2 separate regions of the Mus musculus genome follow, and region 1 is linked to region 2. A link is a loop called in an ENCODE intact Hi-C map of the cell type or tissue named here. Cell type or tissue: heart. All regions are shown on one strand.

Evidence for each region. A loop is a pair of places that touch in the nucleus more often than their neighbours do. Peaks named below come from ENCODE experiments on the same cell type or tissue, not always from the same donor. Only the 100,000 strongest peaks of a DNase experiment are listed, where the experiment ranks them.
Region 1: a loop joins it to region 2, with 2.8 times the contacts of the local background. A loop is called at or near these places in 2 of 42 quality-filtered maps.

Annotation. Positions count from the first base shown.
Region 1 is chr7:110,112,133-110,120,132 of GRCm38, reverse strand. No RefSeq gene overlaps it. Among named protein-coding and RNA genes, the nearest start is that of Wee1, 5.9 kb to the left of the region's middle. In heart, no CTCF peak of the experiment used is centred here; DNase peaks (open chromatin) are centred at 1,462 and 3,082; H3K27ac peaks cover 567 bases.
Region 2 is chr7:110,256,319-110,264,318 of GRCm38, reverse strand. It overlaps Swap70 (SWA-70 protein), which reads right to left. Exons shown (of 12, transcript NM_009302.3): 4 at 212-439. Among named protein-coding and RNA genes, the nearest start is that of Gm32861, 28 kb to the left of the region's middle. In heart, no CTCF peak of the experiment used is centred here; a DNase peak (open chromatin) is centred at 4,088; H3K27ac peaks cover 4,918 bases.

The sequences.
Region 1 (8,000 bases), 140 kb after region 2:
ACTATGTAAGTGTGCTGTAGTATGTCTGTGAAGGACATTAACCTTTACTTGAATTGTAGTAGTCAAACTCAGGCTTGCAAAGGCCTTCACTCTGAGCCATCTGTCAGCTCTGCCAAGCTGAATTTTTAATAAAAGCCCATTTTAGTACCTAAGAACATGGCATGAAGGATCCTGAGATCCTACTTGGTGCTTCGAAGTAACCACAGCTGTCTAAATGTGTCTTTTCGTACGCTAACCCAAACTGTAATTATGTTGAGCTGGTTGTTCTCGCTGTGATTGTAGGTCTCTATCAGTGGAGATTCAGGATTCCAAGGTGCATCACACCTGGCTCACACACTTACTTGCCTTTAATTCTGTGTAGGATAAGAACTTTACACCTGATGGCGGTGAGAGCCCTGGAGGGGATATCTGTCACCTCCTCTTCACACCTCCCCTTCTCCACACTTTTTTATGGACAGTTGACATTTTCTTAATTTTACAGGACATATAAATAAAAGTAAGTTTAGAAAACTGCCTTTAATTTATCTGTAATATGATCTATATCTTAAATTGTGCTTTTTAGGTGAAGGGGAACATTAAAACCCCTTACATACCTGTCCCAAATTCAATAGATGTTTCTGAGCCTCTCCTATGTAAGAATTCTGTTTACAGCCAGCAAGATGGCTCAGTTGGTAAAAAGCACAAAAGCACCTGCCACCAAGCCTGATAACCCGAGTTTAATCCCCAGGACCCACATGCTGAGAGGAGAGAACCAACTCCTACAAGTTGTCCTTTGACTTCCACACATGCACACAGTGTAATATTCTCTCTCTCTCTCTCTCTCTCTCTCTCTCTCTCTCTCTCTTTCATACACACACACACACACACACACACACCGGTAATAACCAGCTTTGAATACATGTAATAATCAAAGCTCTGCGGCTGTGCAAGCTCACACCCAGGCCCAAGGCTCTGCTTTAGTGCCTTCTCCAGCTTGCATCCATCTGCAAGGCATTTGCTCCCATCCCTGCCACCCTCAGGGACTAAACAGTCTCCTTTATTGTTGCACTGTTCTCTTGTGGCTTTGGTGCTCATTATCTTTTAACTGATAAAGAGCCCTTAATTATGATATTTGATGGTTTGTTTTCTTGTTCCAAGTCAATTTGCCTATTTAAGATTTTAAACAAGGTTACTACTGTGTTCAATGAAAGCTTATAAACAGATAGAGTTTTTTCCTCCATGGTCTTTTCCCCTTTCTCTAAAATAATAAAGTTTTCAATGATTCAGAAGTCTCCCAGGTCTCCCTTTCATTCCCAACCCAATTTCCTGGAGCTAAACACTGTTAATAAGTGTTTGTTTTGATTTTATCTCATACTTTGCCACCTGCCTACCTCCCTAGACTGGGAGCTCCTCCAAGTAAGGCTGGGTGGCCCAAAGGACATTGGTTCCAGATAGGAAGAACTCTTAATCTGTAGACCTAGGATTTGGACTCTTGCCACGCAAGTAGTCAGGAAGAATGGGAGAGGTCAGTTCCCAAACCTTGTATGGTATGGTAGTATGAAAGTTAAAAATACCTGCTGGCCTGGCAGTAGATAGCTCCACAAGAAAAGGTGCTTGCAGCCAGGCCTGGTGGTCTGAATTCCCTCCCCAGAGCCCACATGATGGAAGGAAAGAACCAACTCCCAAAACATGTCCTCTGACCGCCACATTTGCTCACACACAAAGGTAGAGAAGAAAAAAGTAAAAGCAAGACTCAAGATGGGCTGTGGTGGCACACGCCTTTAGCCCCAGCACAATGGAGGCAGAGGCAGGAGACTCTGAATTGCACAGAGAAATCCTATCACCAAAATACAAAACAAAGCAAAAAAACAAAACAAAACAAAACAAACCTCAGTGGCTCATACCTATTCGTAATTCTAGCACCTTGGAAACTGAGGTGGAAGGAGAAGATCCGTGAAAATGCAATGGCATCCTGGGCCAAAAGAGAGACCCTGTGCAAAAAAGCCAAATAGACTAGGGATGTGGCTCAGTTGGTAGAGTTCTTGCTTAACATGTGTGAAGCTTTGGGTTCAATCCCTGATAGCCTGAGCTGAGTGTGGCAGCACATACCTGCATTCCTGGGAAGTATGTGCCTGGGAAGTAGTGGCCGGAGAATGGGAGGCTAGCTTGGGTTATGTGAGTCTGTCTTTAGAAATAAATGTTTAAACAGGGCTCAGAGTCGGGTGGTGGTGGAGCACACTTTTAATCCCAGCACTTGGGAGGCAGAGGCAGGTGGATTTCTGAGTTCGAGGCCAGCCTGGTCTACCAAGTGAGTTCCAGGACAGCCAGAGCTACACAGAGAAACCCTGTCTCGATAAACCAAAAACCAAAAAAAGAAAAACAACAACAACAGGGCTCAGTAGGGCTGGTGAGATGGCTCAGTGAGTAAGAGCACCCACCAACTGCTCTTCCGAAGGTCTGGAGTTCACGTGGTGGCTCACAACCATCCGTAAGGAGATCTGACTCCCTCTTCTCGAGTGTCTGAAGACAGCTACAATGTACTTACATATAATAAATAAACAAATCTTAAAAAAAAAAAGCACAGGACTCAGTAATGTTAAAGTGTAATGTTAAATTGATGTACAATGTGCTCTTATATAGATTATGAAATGTTATCAGAGATACTGCTCAATGGTAGAGCACTCACCTAGCACTTGTGAGGTGACCTCCAGTACACACACACACACACACACACACGCGCGCGCGCGCCAGTCTGTTAAAACCAGTGTGTGACTTTCTTTTGCCTGATGTTCATTTGTCTGTTCTCTTCCACCCTGGCCTGGAACCAAGTTTTGTTTCTACAACTCCATTGACTTTAATCCCAGGAACTTTTTAAAGGAAAATCTAGTGATGATCTTTGTGACAGAAGTCCCCAAATGACTAAGCTACCCAGGCCCCACTCCCTCCAGCTAAGCACAGGGCATGATGTTATGGTTTAATTTCAGCAACATCTAACTGAAACAATTCTGATTTTTAAAATTGCATGCTCCTCCAAGTACAGTACAAAATGTACTAGACGGGAGGGTTCCACCCACTTGCCCCAGGCTAGAGAAGTCAAATCTCCAGTTCTCTCCCCACCCAGTTGTTCCTAACAGTAATGTTGCTTGGCAACTGCTGCAGACTCACACTCTGGGTACAGTTAGCTGAGGGACAAAACAAAACAAAACAAAACAAAAAAACAGTAGGGAAGAATTTAGCAGGAGGGAGAACAATTTGTTTATCCTCCTTAGACCAATGACTTAGCAGATAAAAGCCTTGAATGCCCCTACTGGCTCATTCACTTTCCTTGTCCCATTTTAGTTGAGACAAGAGACACCCTCTCCAGTACTTTAAATGCAGGACAGCACATGAGTCCAGGCCTGTTCTCATTAACATAAGCTCTGCCCTCCAGACTAAGTTCTTCAGAACTAAGAACTATCTTTTTTTCTCAGTGATGTAATCAGAGGAATATTTCATGAGACTAGAGGGGCTTTCCAAAAAGCAGTCTTTTCTAGTTTGTGTTTAAGCCCTGGAGAAATAGTTCACCTCTGATAGATTTCTAGAGTTTTTGTTCTGTTGTGTTTTCCTCTTTTAAAGCTTCCTTGGGGGCTGGTGAGATGGCTTAGTGGGTAAGAGCACCTGACTGCTCTTCCGAAGGTCGGAAGTTCAAATCCCAGCAACCACATGGTGGCTCACAACCATCCGTAATGAGATCTGATGCCCTCTTCTGGTATGTCTGAAGCTACAGTGTACTTACAAGTAATAAATAAATAAATAAATAAATAAATAAATAAATAAATAAATAAATCTTTAAAAAAAAAAAGGCTTCCTTGGGGCCTGAGTTCAAGCCCTGGGACTCACCTATGAAAGGAAAGAACCAAAGTTATCCTGAACTCCCAACTGGTAAGGGTGCTTACTACCAAACCTGATGACTGAGTTCAATCACTAGTACCTCCTGGAGTGAAGGAGAAAACAAATTCCAAGTTGTCCTCTGACCTCTACACATGCACCTTGGCTTGTGCACTCCCCCCCCCACACATACAATAAATCATAATAATAAAAAACTTAATGTAATTTGTTTAAAGCTTCGTTAGTCAAAATTCAGAATTGCAGAAACAGTTCTGTGTTAGAGCTAAAGAGACTGGCTCAGTAGTCAAGAACAATGGCTGCTTTTCCAAAAGGAAAAAGCATTTTTCCTAGCATCCACATGGAAGCTCACAACTGTGACTCCAGTTCCTGAAGATATGACACCCTTTCTGGCCTGCAGAGACACCAGGCATGCATGTAGTTTACAGACATACATGCAGGGAAAACAAAACAAAAACCCTGCTTATATACATAAAGTAAAATAATAATTAAAAAAAATAAAGTTGGGGCTGAAGACATGGTTCATTAGCTGCTCTTCCAGAGGTCCTGAGTTCAATTCCTGGCACCCACAAAGTGGCTCACAACTATCTGTAATGGGAACTGATTCCCTCTTCTGTCATGCAGACACACATGCAAAACAGAACACTCATATGCATAAATAAATACATATTTTAAAAAATGGGGGGCTGGTGAGATGGTTCAGTGGGTAAGAGTACCCGACTGCTCTTCCAAAGGTCCGGAGTTCAAATCCCAGCAACCACACGGTGGCTCACAACCATCTGTAATGAGATCTGACGCCCTCTTCTGGTGTGTCTGAAGACAGCTACAGTGTACTTACATATAATAAATAAATAAATAAATCTTTAAAAAAAAAATGGGCTAAATAGCCGGGCAGTGGTAGCACACACCTTTAATCCTAGCACTTGGGAGACAGAGGCAGGCGGGTTTCTGAGTTTGAGGCCAGCTTGGTCTACAGAGTGAGTTCCAGAACAGCCAGGGCTACACAGAGAAACCCTGTCTCAAAAAAAAAAAAAAAACCAACAAAAAAAAAGTGCTAAATAGCTCAGCTCTTGCTGTCCTCTTTCTTATCATCGGTACCTTTTGTCTTTAGCCATTGCTCCTTCTACCCCTCATCAAAACTTTCATCACCCTAGCTCTAACTGTTACCAACTGCCACAGGACCAAGAATCCAGACCTCAGGCTAGAATGACGCCAACCCTAGAGCTCCTGGTTGATTTTTCAGATAACAATTTCCTCACTCGTCACTGCCCTCCACACTCTGAGTGTGGTCAGTGCAATGAAATCAAATCGTCTGAGGCTGTTCAACAGATGAAATGTGACACTAGCAATTATCCCTCGCAAGAGACATTCCATAAGTGCTTTGACTAGAGCAATGTTTCTTGAGACCAATGACTCAAAGTCACTCAAATATAGCATGTGACTCCTGATGTCCTCCCACCAAGAGTTGCTTAGTATTCACAGGCAGTTGAGTTGTGCGAAACCAGCTGAGAGCAGAAGTAGCATGCATAGGATTTGAATGGGAAAAGTCTAAGGAGAAAGGGGGAAGCTTGAAGTTTAATATGAATTAGTATTTCTTGTCTAGGTAGTTAGTAGGGACTATTAATCTATCTAATGTTTGAATAAGGTAGGTCAGAGGCAGATATCAGTACATGCTTTAGATATAAACATATCACTTATATGATTCTATATAAAAGATTTCAATATCTAAGATTCTCCTTCAGTAATTGCTTAGAATCTGAAAGCAGGAGAGAGACTGACTAAGAGTAGTACAAGGGGTGTTTGTGCATTCACAAAACTTTGTGCAAAAGTACAGGCCAGTGAGATGACTCAATGGATAACAGTGCTTACTTGTCCCACAACCCTATGGACTGTGTCTGAGACCAAGAACCCAGATAAAAGTGGAAAAAGGACTACAGAATTATTGGGTTTTTTTGTTGTTGTTTCGTTTTGGTTTTGGTTTTTCGAGACAGGGTTTCTCTGTGCAGTCCTGGCTGTCCTGGAACTCACTCTATAGACCAGGCTGGCCTCAAACTCAGAAATTCACCTGCCTCTGCCTCCCAGGTGCTGGGATTAAAGGCCACCACCGCCCGGCTCAGAATTATTGTTTGATCTATACACACCCACACATGCGCACAAACACACACACAGTCTTAGGGTTTCCACCATGGGGAACCATGAAGAAGGCCTTCACCTACAGACCTGCAGCCTAATCTCCCATAGAAGGCCTCTCTGCACTCCCAGCCACAACTGCCATCATTAAGCCTACACACATGGGACAAGCCAGATCTCCCCACTCACCTCCTCTCCTAGTCCTCTACCCCAGCCCCAGCCCAGCCTTCCGTCCCTGATTCTGTCCTCTACTATTTTGTGACTCCCAGCAGAGCCTGGATGTCCAAGAGTCAGAGAAGTCCACACCCTGGCCTTGTTGCCCCTTGGACCCCTGAACCAGCTCCAGCTTTCCCACACCTAAGACTGTGCTCTTGGAGCTTCCTGACAGCTCAGCACCCTCCCTGGCATAAGCATAAGCAGCTGTGCCCTGTGGCTGGGGTGGACAGGGACCTACATTTTCTCTGGCCTTTTTATAGACAAAAGTTCTTAGAAAACTACCTCATATATAAAATGTTACACAAAGGGGGAATTTCAGAAAGGTATTATTAACAAATTCAAAGCAATGTTTCATATTGTAAGCTCATTATAAGTTCAAAGCAACAGTTTTTTCATGGCCTTGACTTATGACACCTGTAACTTCATCCTTGGTCCTGAATGTTTTTCCTTGAACACAAATTTGTCCCAAGCCTCTATTCCTATTTTTTTTAAGATTTATTTATTTATTATATGTAAGTACACTGTAGCTGTCCCCAGATATTCCAGAAGAGGGCATCAGATTTTGTTATAGATGTTTGTGAGCCACCATATGGTTGCTGGGATCCGAACTTGGGACCTTCAGGAGAGCAGTCAGCACTCTTAACCAATGAGACATCTCGCCAGCCCACCTCTATCCCTTTTTAGTGCAATTCAAAAAGCTCATAGTAAGAGAGATGGCTCAGCAGTTAAGAGCACTGACTGCTCTTCCGGAGTCCTGAGTTCAAATCCCAGCAACCACATGGTGGCTCACAACCATCCGTGATGAGAAACAAACAAACAAACAAAGAAAAAAACCCACACACACAACTTTGGGCCAGAGCAAGCAGAGCCTCGGAGTGAGTGGAAGAAGGGAGGATGAAAAAACAAAATCCTTTCTAACTAAGTTATGACACAGGGCAAAAGAATTAATATATCCTGCCGGACATGGTGGCGCACGCCTTTAATCCCAGCACTTGGGAGGCAGAGGCAGGCAGATTTCTGAGTTCGAGGCCAGCCTGGTCTACAAGTGAGTTCCAGAACAGCCAGAGCTATAGAGCAGAGAAACCCTGTCTCGAAAAGCCAAAAGAAAAAAAAAAAAAAAAAAAAAAAAAAAGAATTAATATATCCTGAGGCAAAACTGTAAGAGTATACTGCTGGCCTTGCCAACAAAGCAAATTGTTTCTGGTGGTCCTTAGGGACAGGTACTGAGAAAAAGGCATTTGCTAGATCAAAAGCTGTATACCATGTGCCAGGAGATGTGTTAATTTGCTCAAGTAAGAAAAAAAAAACAAGGGTTGGAGAGATGGCTCAGCGAGTAAGAGCACTGACTGCTCTTCTGAAGGTCTGGAGTTCAATTCCCAGCAACCACATGGTGGCTCACAACCATCTGTAAGGAGATCTGACGCCCTCTTCTGGTGTATTTAAAGGTAGCTACAGTGTACTTATGTATAATAATAAATAAATCTTTAAAAAAAGAAAAGAAAAGAAAAGAAAACTACATGGTACAGCAGATGCAATCAGAGTTACTACTTGATTTAGTTTTCAATAGTCAACTGTTATTCTCCATGATCCATCTGTCTTCTGCACTCACTGGCCAGATAGGAGAGTTAACAGGAGATGTGGTGTGACCCACCACCCCTGCATCTTTTAAGTCCTTGATGGTGGCACTAATTCCTGCATTTCCTCCAGGAATATGACACTGGTTTTGGCTTGGTTTGGTTTGGTTTTTTGGTTTTTTGAGACAAGGTTTCTCTGTGTAGCCTTGGTGGTCC
Region 2 (8,000 bases):
CTTGTCTAGAATGCATAATACCTTGGTTTAATCCTCAATATCCCAGCAGGGTGGGCGAATCCTAAAAGTCTAATAACAGAGAAAACAGAAAACTTTATTTTTGTTCTAAATCATTTAAAGAGTATAAGTGACTTATGGAGAGGGAAGGAAGCTATTTGGTCTCAAACATCAGAATCTAAAGATGAGAGAGAAAGTGCTATGGCCCTCTTACCTGCTTCAATACATCTAAAATAAGCTCATTGAAGACTTCGTTAATGGCCATAGATACGGTCTGACGGTCCATGCCCTTGCTAAACTGTCCATTCCCAATTAGCTCAATAAGTTCCCATGCAGAAAGGCCATCTTTATTGTCATCAAAGTTTATTTTGTAATGTTCAAATTGTTCTTGTTGCCAACCTCCTCCCATAGCTTCTGTAAGCTTCTTAAGCAGGTATTCAATCTGTAGGGAAACAAAAAATTAATTATTTCTTCTTTTTTTTTTTTTTTTTTTTTTTTTAGTGTTTTTGAGACAAGGTTTCTCTGTGTAGCCCTAGCTGTCCAACTTACTCTTTAGACCAGACTGGCCTTGAACACAAAGATCCCCCAGCCTCTGACTCTGAGCACTGGATTAAGGAAGTGTGCCACCATGCTATATATAAATACACCATACACAAACAAACTACTGACACCTCATTACTCTCTTTAGATAAATACTTCAATATACCAAGAACGTTAATCTCTTCTTCCTTTTGTTTTGATTTGTTTGAGACAGAATCTCATCATATAGTCCAGACTGGCCTCAAACTTACTCTATGTAGCCAAGTATGACCTTGACCTGATTCTCTGGACCCCACCTCCCTTGTACTGAATTACTGGAGCATTTGCAACCAGCGCCCAGCTCTGCACACAAATCTCACTAAACATTAGTGTTAAATCAAATAAACATCTCAAATGCACAAGTTATCCCCTAATTTACAGACTTCCTATGTAAACCAGTTATCTCTTTGCTGCTGTCCCCATCCACCAGAACACTGATGATGTGACAAATATGATTGGATTCCTAGCCTGAGCCAAAAAGGCTTACCAAACCCTGAAACATCAGACATTATGCAGAAAAATATTGGAGGGCAGGGCAGAGGCAGTGTCACTGAACGAGGAGATGACATTGCTTGTCTTCAACAACCCCGTGTGGTTACTCTCAAACACTATCATTCGTCTCTACCTTCCCAATGTTTCCTCTCTATCTGATGTATTTCTAGAGCATATTCATAGTACACACTGATGGGTGTGACCATGGTAATTCCATACGTGCACATCAGATACTTTGCACATATTTACCACACCTCCTGTCCTCTCTGATCTCCTCCCCTCATTACTGACTTCAGTTGGTGCAAAATCACCCACAAACCCCATGCCAGTACTCTATGTCCTCACCATTTACATCAAACCAGAAACAAAGTGCTGTTGACATTCCTGGGATCAGTGGTTCTCACTATGAAGTAAGCCAGGATTTTTGTGATGGAATGAAAATATGCTAGTTCAATCACAGTAGAGCCAGATACAGTTTTACAAGTTTTTTGTGTACACATATTTGTTTGTGCTGGATCAGGATATAAAATGCTTATCTTCCTAAAAGGTTGAAATGGAAAATAAATATTTAGCTGCATGCCATGGCATACTTAATGGCAGCACTTAGGAGACTAAAGCACAGCTATTTCAGGTCAGCCAGGGCTACAGAGTGAAACTCTTGTCTCAAAGAATAAAAAAAGAGGGATGGGGGAGGATGAGAGAGAGAGAATAAACAAAAAACTCACGGGAGAAAGAGAAAGAAAGTACTGTTTTTCCAGACAGTTCACAAATGTGATCCTTCTCCATCTGCTTGCTTCAGGCCTCATACTGGGCATCTCACCCTCTCCAAAGGCCACACTGCATTTTTAACAAGACCCCAGGTTCCCTCACACCGCTTCAACCAACCCTACAGCAGGTGCTGCATTCCCTATATCCCCTTCTGTGTCCCGGCACTCAGTGTGCTGGGTTCCATTCTCTAATCCTTGTCTGCTTTTCCACCCCTTTCTGAATTCTTCACAGGTGCCCCATCTATCTTTGAATTCCCAGAGTTCAGCAAGGGACCTCAGCTGACACCTAAAATGAACAAGCTAAGCTCCAATCTCCTCATCTGTGAATGGGGATAACAATACTCATCACACAGAGGACAGTCAGCACAGAGCCACCCAGCAGCCACACCACCGAGGTCGCTTCCCCTCCATACCGGGCGACATTACACAAACACTTAAAATTACACTTGAGAAATTGTTTCCCAAGTATGAGAACAAAGAATGCAAAGTTAAGCTGACCCATGGTTTCACCTGCATAAACAGAAATGCAGACTTTCTGGCAAACATTTGTCAAAACCACAGAAAATATTTAGTTACAAATAAGACTTGGGGTTCATTTTTCTTTTTTATTCTTTGTACCCCTGCTAATGTGATTATAATGCTGTTTGTGAAATAATAAAATGCAACAGGAAATGGAAAGAAATTCCATTTACAAAGTACTGCAAGTTCAAAACCATCACAAATTTAGTGATAGAAGCTCCGTTGGGATAAACATTCATTAAGCAAGGCCTTGAAAAGGCATGAGCAGCGTCAGCAAATGCTCTGAGTGGAAGGGAAGCACACTCAGGCCCCGCTCTCCTCTTGGTGAAGAGGTGTCACTTACAGCCTAGCCTTTTGTGCTTCTAAGGAGGTGGAGGGTAGTAACCGAAGAGAAAAAAGGATAATGAGAAAGATGATTAAAGTCAAGAAGAGGCTAAAACAAAATAAGTTTTTTAAAAGAAAGGAGAGAGAGAGAGAATGCACGCAAGCAGTAAGAGTCGGTTTGTAGCAGGAGGATCAAAACTATCCTCAGCTAAATAATGAATTCAAGGACAGCCTGGGCTACAAGAGAGTCTGTTTACTCCTACATCCAGGTAATAAGATAGTTAGCCCCTCCCATGGGTACTTTGTTCCCCCTTCTAAGAAGGACAGAAGTAGCCATATTTTGGTATTCCTTCTTGAGCGTCATTTGGTCTGGTCAAAGTGTGGAGCAGAGACTGAAGGAAAGACATCCAGAGACTGCCCCACCTGGGGATCCATCCCATATACAGTCACCAAACCCAGACACTATTGGGGATGCCGACAAGTGATTGCTGACAGGAGTCTGATACAGCAGTCTCCTGAGAGGCCCTGCCAGTGCCTGACAAATACAGAGGTGGATGCTCACAGCCAACCATTGGACTGAGCAGGGAATCTCCAATGGAGGAGTTAGAGAAAGGACTGAAGGATCTGAAAGGGTTTGCAACCCCATAGGAAGAATAACACTATCAACTAACCAGACCCTACCCACCCCAGAGCTCCCAGGGACTAAACCAAAGAGTACACATGTAGGGACTCATGGCTCTAGCTGCATATGTGGCAGAGGATGGCCTTGTGGGCATCAATGGGAGGAGAGGCCCTTGGTCCTGAGAAGGCTCGATGCCCCAGTGTAGGGGAATGCCAGGACAGGGAAGCAGGAGTGGGCAGGTTAGTAAGCAGGGGAGCGGGGATGAGATAGGGGGTTGGGAGGGGAAACCAGGAAAGGGGATAACATCTGAAATGTAAATACATATCTAATAAAAAATATAAAATAAAAGATAGTTAGATAAGCAATTATCCAAGGTAGTGATAACATACATAGAAGTTCTAACTCCCTAAGGGAGCCCAAAACGAGGCACTGGGCTGCTGGTTGAGACTTAGCTCATCAAGGGAATACTATGAGGAAGCACATGTGCATGGCATGTGTGTATACAGGATGAAGGGCCATTGTGGATTTGACAGGATGCTGTAGCCCATGACACTGCGCAAATCAGGAGACAGCCTTTGCTTACCCACCACCTCCCAGCTCCAGGTGACCCTTTGTTTGCAACTCAGATTCTCAATTCAGTTCTCAAAGCAGCTTCCCAAGTTCTGGAACCTTCTTGGAATGGTAAACTCTCAAGCCCTGGAAGGCTGACTTTAAGCCCCAACACCAACAAGCCATCACTCCCAGCAACTGTGTCCTTCCTGTTGACTTGGAACACAATCATACACACTCTAACCAAGGAGCAGAAGGACCTTTTGCCTGTGCTGGCCAAAGAGACACATTCTCACTCCACTATTCAAGTAAACTAAATAATGAGTCACGTGTGTGCCAGGGTTGCTTTACAGAAGCGCCTGTGCCAATTCTAAGGCTCATTCAGTCCAGGAAGCAGCCTGCTTCCTCCTTCCAAGCAGATTTCACTAAAAATAACAAGAAGAAACTTGAAGCTGAATGTGATTTTTCTAGGTCTTTGGCTTGGATTTTTATTCTGTCAAAAGTTTTCTCTGTCATTAAAGGAGCAACCTACATTTTACCTCTACTAAGATCTCTTTAAAACATTTCAAGTTTGAGTTTTCACTGCAGCAAGGCACTTCTTCCAAATACGTGTGTGACAGACACATCCTGTTTTGTTCTTGGTTCTATGGGAAATGACACTAGTAAAAACTATACTTTATGCTTTATGGGCACACATTTCCAAGAATTATCACCAGAAGAAAATGTGGAACCAACTCAAAGGGGCTCACCATCTCTCTACAAACGTGCCGACAGAAAACACCTTGACTTTACCATGTAATTTAAATATTTATTTAACATTCTTGACATTCGTTCTAGGTAATGGAAACCATAGTCGAATGAATATTGTGGGTGCATTATTCACACAACTGCCGTCGTTAGACAGTATTGGCTGAAGTAGAGAAAAAAAGCCTTGATTTCACTGGGTATGGTACAGCATATCTATGATCTCGGGGCTCAGGGGTGGAGACAGGAGAATAGCCACAAGTTTGAGGTCAGCCCAGCCTCCACTGTGAAACCATGTCTCAAAAACAAAACAAGTAACAACAAAAACTGTAAACTTTAAACACAGTGATCATTATGATAGATGGATTAGTAGAAACATAAAAATTATGCAAGAGTGGAGGAACAGGAGCACGCCTCTAACCCAGCACTCGGGAGGCAGAGGCAGGTGGATCTCGGAGTTCAAGGCCAGCCAGAAAGAGAGATCCTGTCTCAAACAAACAAACAAAGGAGCATGCTCGAGCACGTGCGTGTGTGCGTGCGTGCGTGCGTGCGTGCGTGCGTGCGTGCGTGCGTGCGTGCGTGTGTGGTGCGTGCGTGCGTGCGTGCGTGTGTGTGTGTGTGTGTGTGTGTGTGTGTGTGTGTATACAAGGTAAATACATTCTATTTAGACTCTATGTAACGAGCAGTAAACGTCTCTTATGTACACGAGACACTCTGAACTTGTAAGACTTTAAAATTACCAACAGATAAGTTAAACCCACAAAGACATTGCATTCTAAATTTTATTTTTTTAAATGTATGTTTTTATGTTACATTTTCTAAAACCCTGCATTTCAAAAACAGTTCAAACGTATAGTTTTTATATTGTTAAATATTTAGAAAGGAAACAAAATGTAATAGGCACTATTTCCCACATCCTAGTGTGACCTTGGGTGCAGTGCTCGGTCAAAGGGCAGATGGCTTGCTAAAGCCCAGTGTGCCAAGGCCGCGGTGAAACTTCAAGAGGCTGACTCCGCAACTGAAGCAAGTTCATATTAATCTCTCCAGTGACCCCTTCTCTACCCTGCAGGAATACTCCTGCTCACTCACAGAAGGATAATCTCTAAGTCTAACCCTATTTCTACTTAGTGGCTAGAAACAGACCTTGTCATGTAAACCAGGCAGGCCTCAATCTCTTGATCCTCCTGCCTCAAACTTCCCTGGTGCTGGAACTGCACCACATGTTCCTATTCTGAGAGGAATTCCCCATCTGAGCGGAGACGCAGAGGCACTCAAGGAGGCAAAGCACTGAGTAAGCCCACACGAGACACGACAAGGTCTGCTGCACCAGAGAGGTCACTCTCCTCCCAAACAGGGTGAACATGTTTAAAGGAGGACAGAATGTTCGAGTCAGCCTGCAATGATATAGGTAAGCATTCAGAAGCCCAGGCTGGGCTGCAGCAAAGGCAGCACCAGGCCCCTCAAGGCCCGTGTGGGTCCTGTTGCTCCTCAGGATCATCAAGAAGCTGACCACAGCAGTGGCTCAGTGGTAACGAAGCCCCTAAATCAAGAAAGCTCTCACCATGTCTACAATAAAGTACGCACACATCCTTGCTGCTTAATTGTTAATTCTGAAAGCAAGGCAAAGTGGCTTGCAGGTCCACCATGGATATTTTCGTGACAAAAGGTCAAGGATAAGAGACCCATCCACTTCTAGTTCCAGCGTACATATAAACTTGGAATTCTGAGTGGTAGCTGCAAAATATCTTCAAAGACCATATTGGAAGGCCAGGAATGGTGGCATACACCTTTAGACCCAGCACTCAGGAAGGCAGGGGCAGATAGATCTCTGTGAGTTTGAGGCCAGCCTGGTCTACATAGTCAGTTCCAAAATAGCAAAGGCTCTGTAGAGAGACATGTTAGAAGCCTTACATGAGCTGGAGAGATGGCTCAGCAGCTAAGACCACTGCCCATACCCACCTGGTGGCACACAACTTTCCATAACTCCAGTTCAAGGGAATCCAATGCCCTCTTCTGACCTTTAAGGCCACCAGCACCAGGCACACATATGGTGCACAGACACATACGCAAACAAAACACTGATAAACAGTAGTAGTAGTAGCAGCAGCAGCAGCAGCAGCAGCAGGCATACAATTATTTTCTAAGAAAAAAATAGTATGTGCATATCCCTGAGCAGCAGCCGTGTCTGTCAGAGGCCTTGCAGGGCACCATTACCCACTCTGGATTATGCTGGGCAGTGCCTTAGGATGTTATGCTCCATGTCCCCTTTAACAGTCTTGTACACTTAATACTTAAACATTATCATACTTAACTCCAAGACTACCATAGAGAAACTGCCTCTCCCTTGCTACCAATGGCTACCTATTGTTAAATCCAGAGGCCCCTTCTTACTCCTATCTGATTTTTCTGCAATTTACATTCTCATGTGCCTCTTCTTATCTGCTTCCTTTAGCAAATCCACTTCCTCCTGCTGCTATAGAAACAGCCCCAAGGTTCTCCTTGGCCCTCACAACTCCTACTATGGTCGCTCCCTCCCTGCCCTAACCCACTGCTGTGGTTTCTCCATGTCTCTTTCCAGCCCTCGCTTCTCAGGAGCTCTAGCTGTGTATTCCCACAAGGATATACTCTATCTACAACATGAAACATGCCATTATCATGGCCCATTTGGTGAGCATGTATCACGCATGGGTTCAGGCATGCCATACACATTATCATGGCCCACTTGGTGAGCACGTATCATGCATGGGTTCAGACACTGCATCAAGTGTTTCACATACTTCAACTTTTTTATCCTCACAGGGAATATTGTAGAAAACAGCTATCTCCATTCTAAAGGTGGAGAGACACAGATCAGAAGATTACTCTGTTTCTCTGTGAAGAAGTGGTAAAGTCTGGTTTCAAAATCAGTCTGTTTCAAAGACCACACTTTATACAAAAAAAAAAAAAAAAAAACAAACAAAACAAAACAAAAAAAAAAAAAAAACACTGTGCTACCTCTAGGTGCCCAGGACTGAAATGTGCCACAACCAGGCACCATCAACAAAAGTAGACAAGGAACATGAGGGTACAAATTTAATCTACTGCTTACGGCCTTATGTAGCACAGACCAGTTAGCTGTGTTCTGCAGAGGACTCAGACCCTAAAGCTCAGCCGCAGGACTCAATAACATCACAATCATGTAGCATACAGGGAACTGTCATCTTAACCCAGAAAGACCCATGTCTGGTCAAACCTCTCCTGCATGTCTGGTTTCCAGAACGCTGCATAGGAACCTTACTCCTAATCCCTCCCAATGCCCTCGCCTGGGGCATTCAGGGAGAAAGACACAGAGCAAGGTCAGCAGAGGGGCTCTCCTTTGCTTTGAGCGGTCTAGAAAAAATCCATCATCCTAGACTCTGAAACTTGAA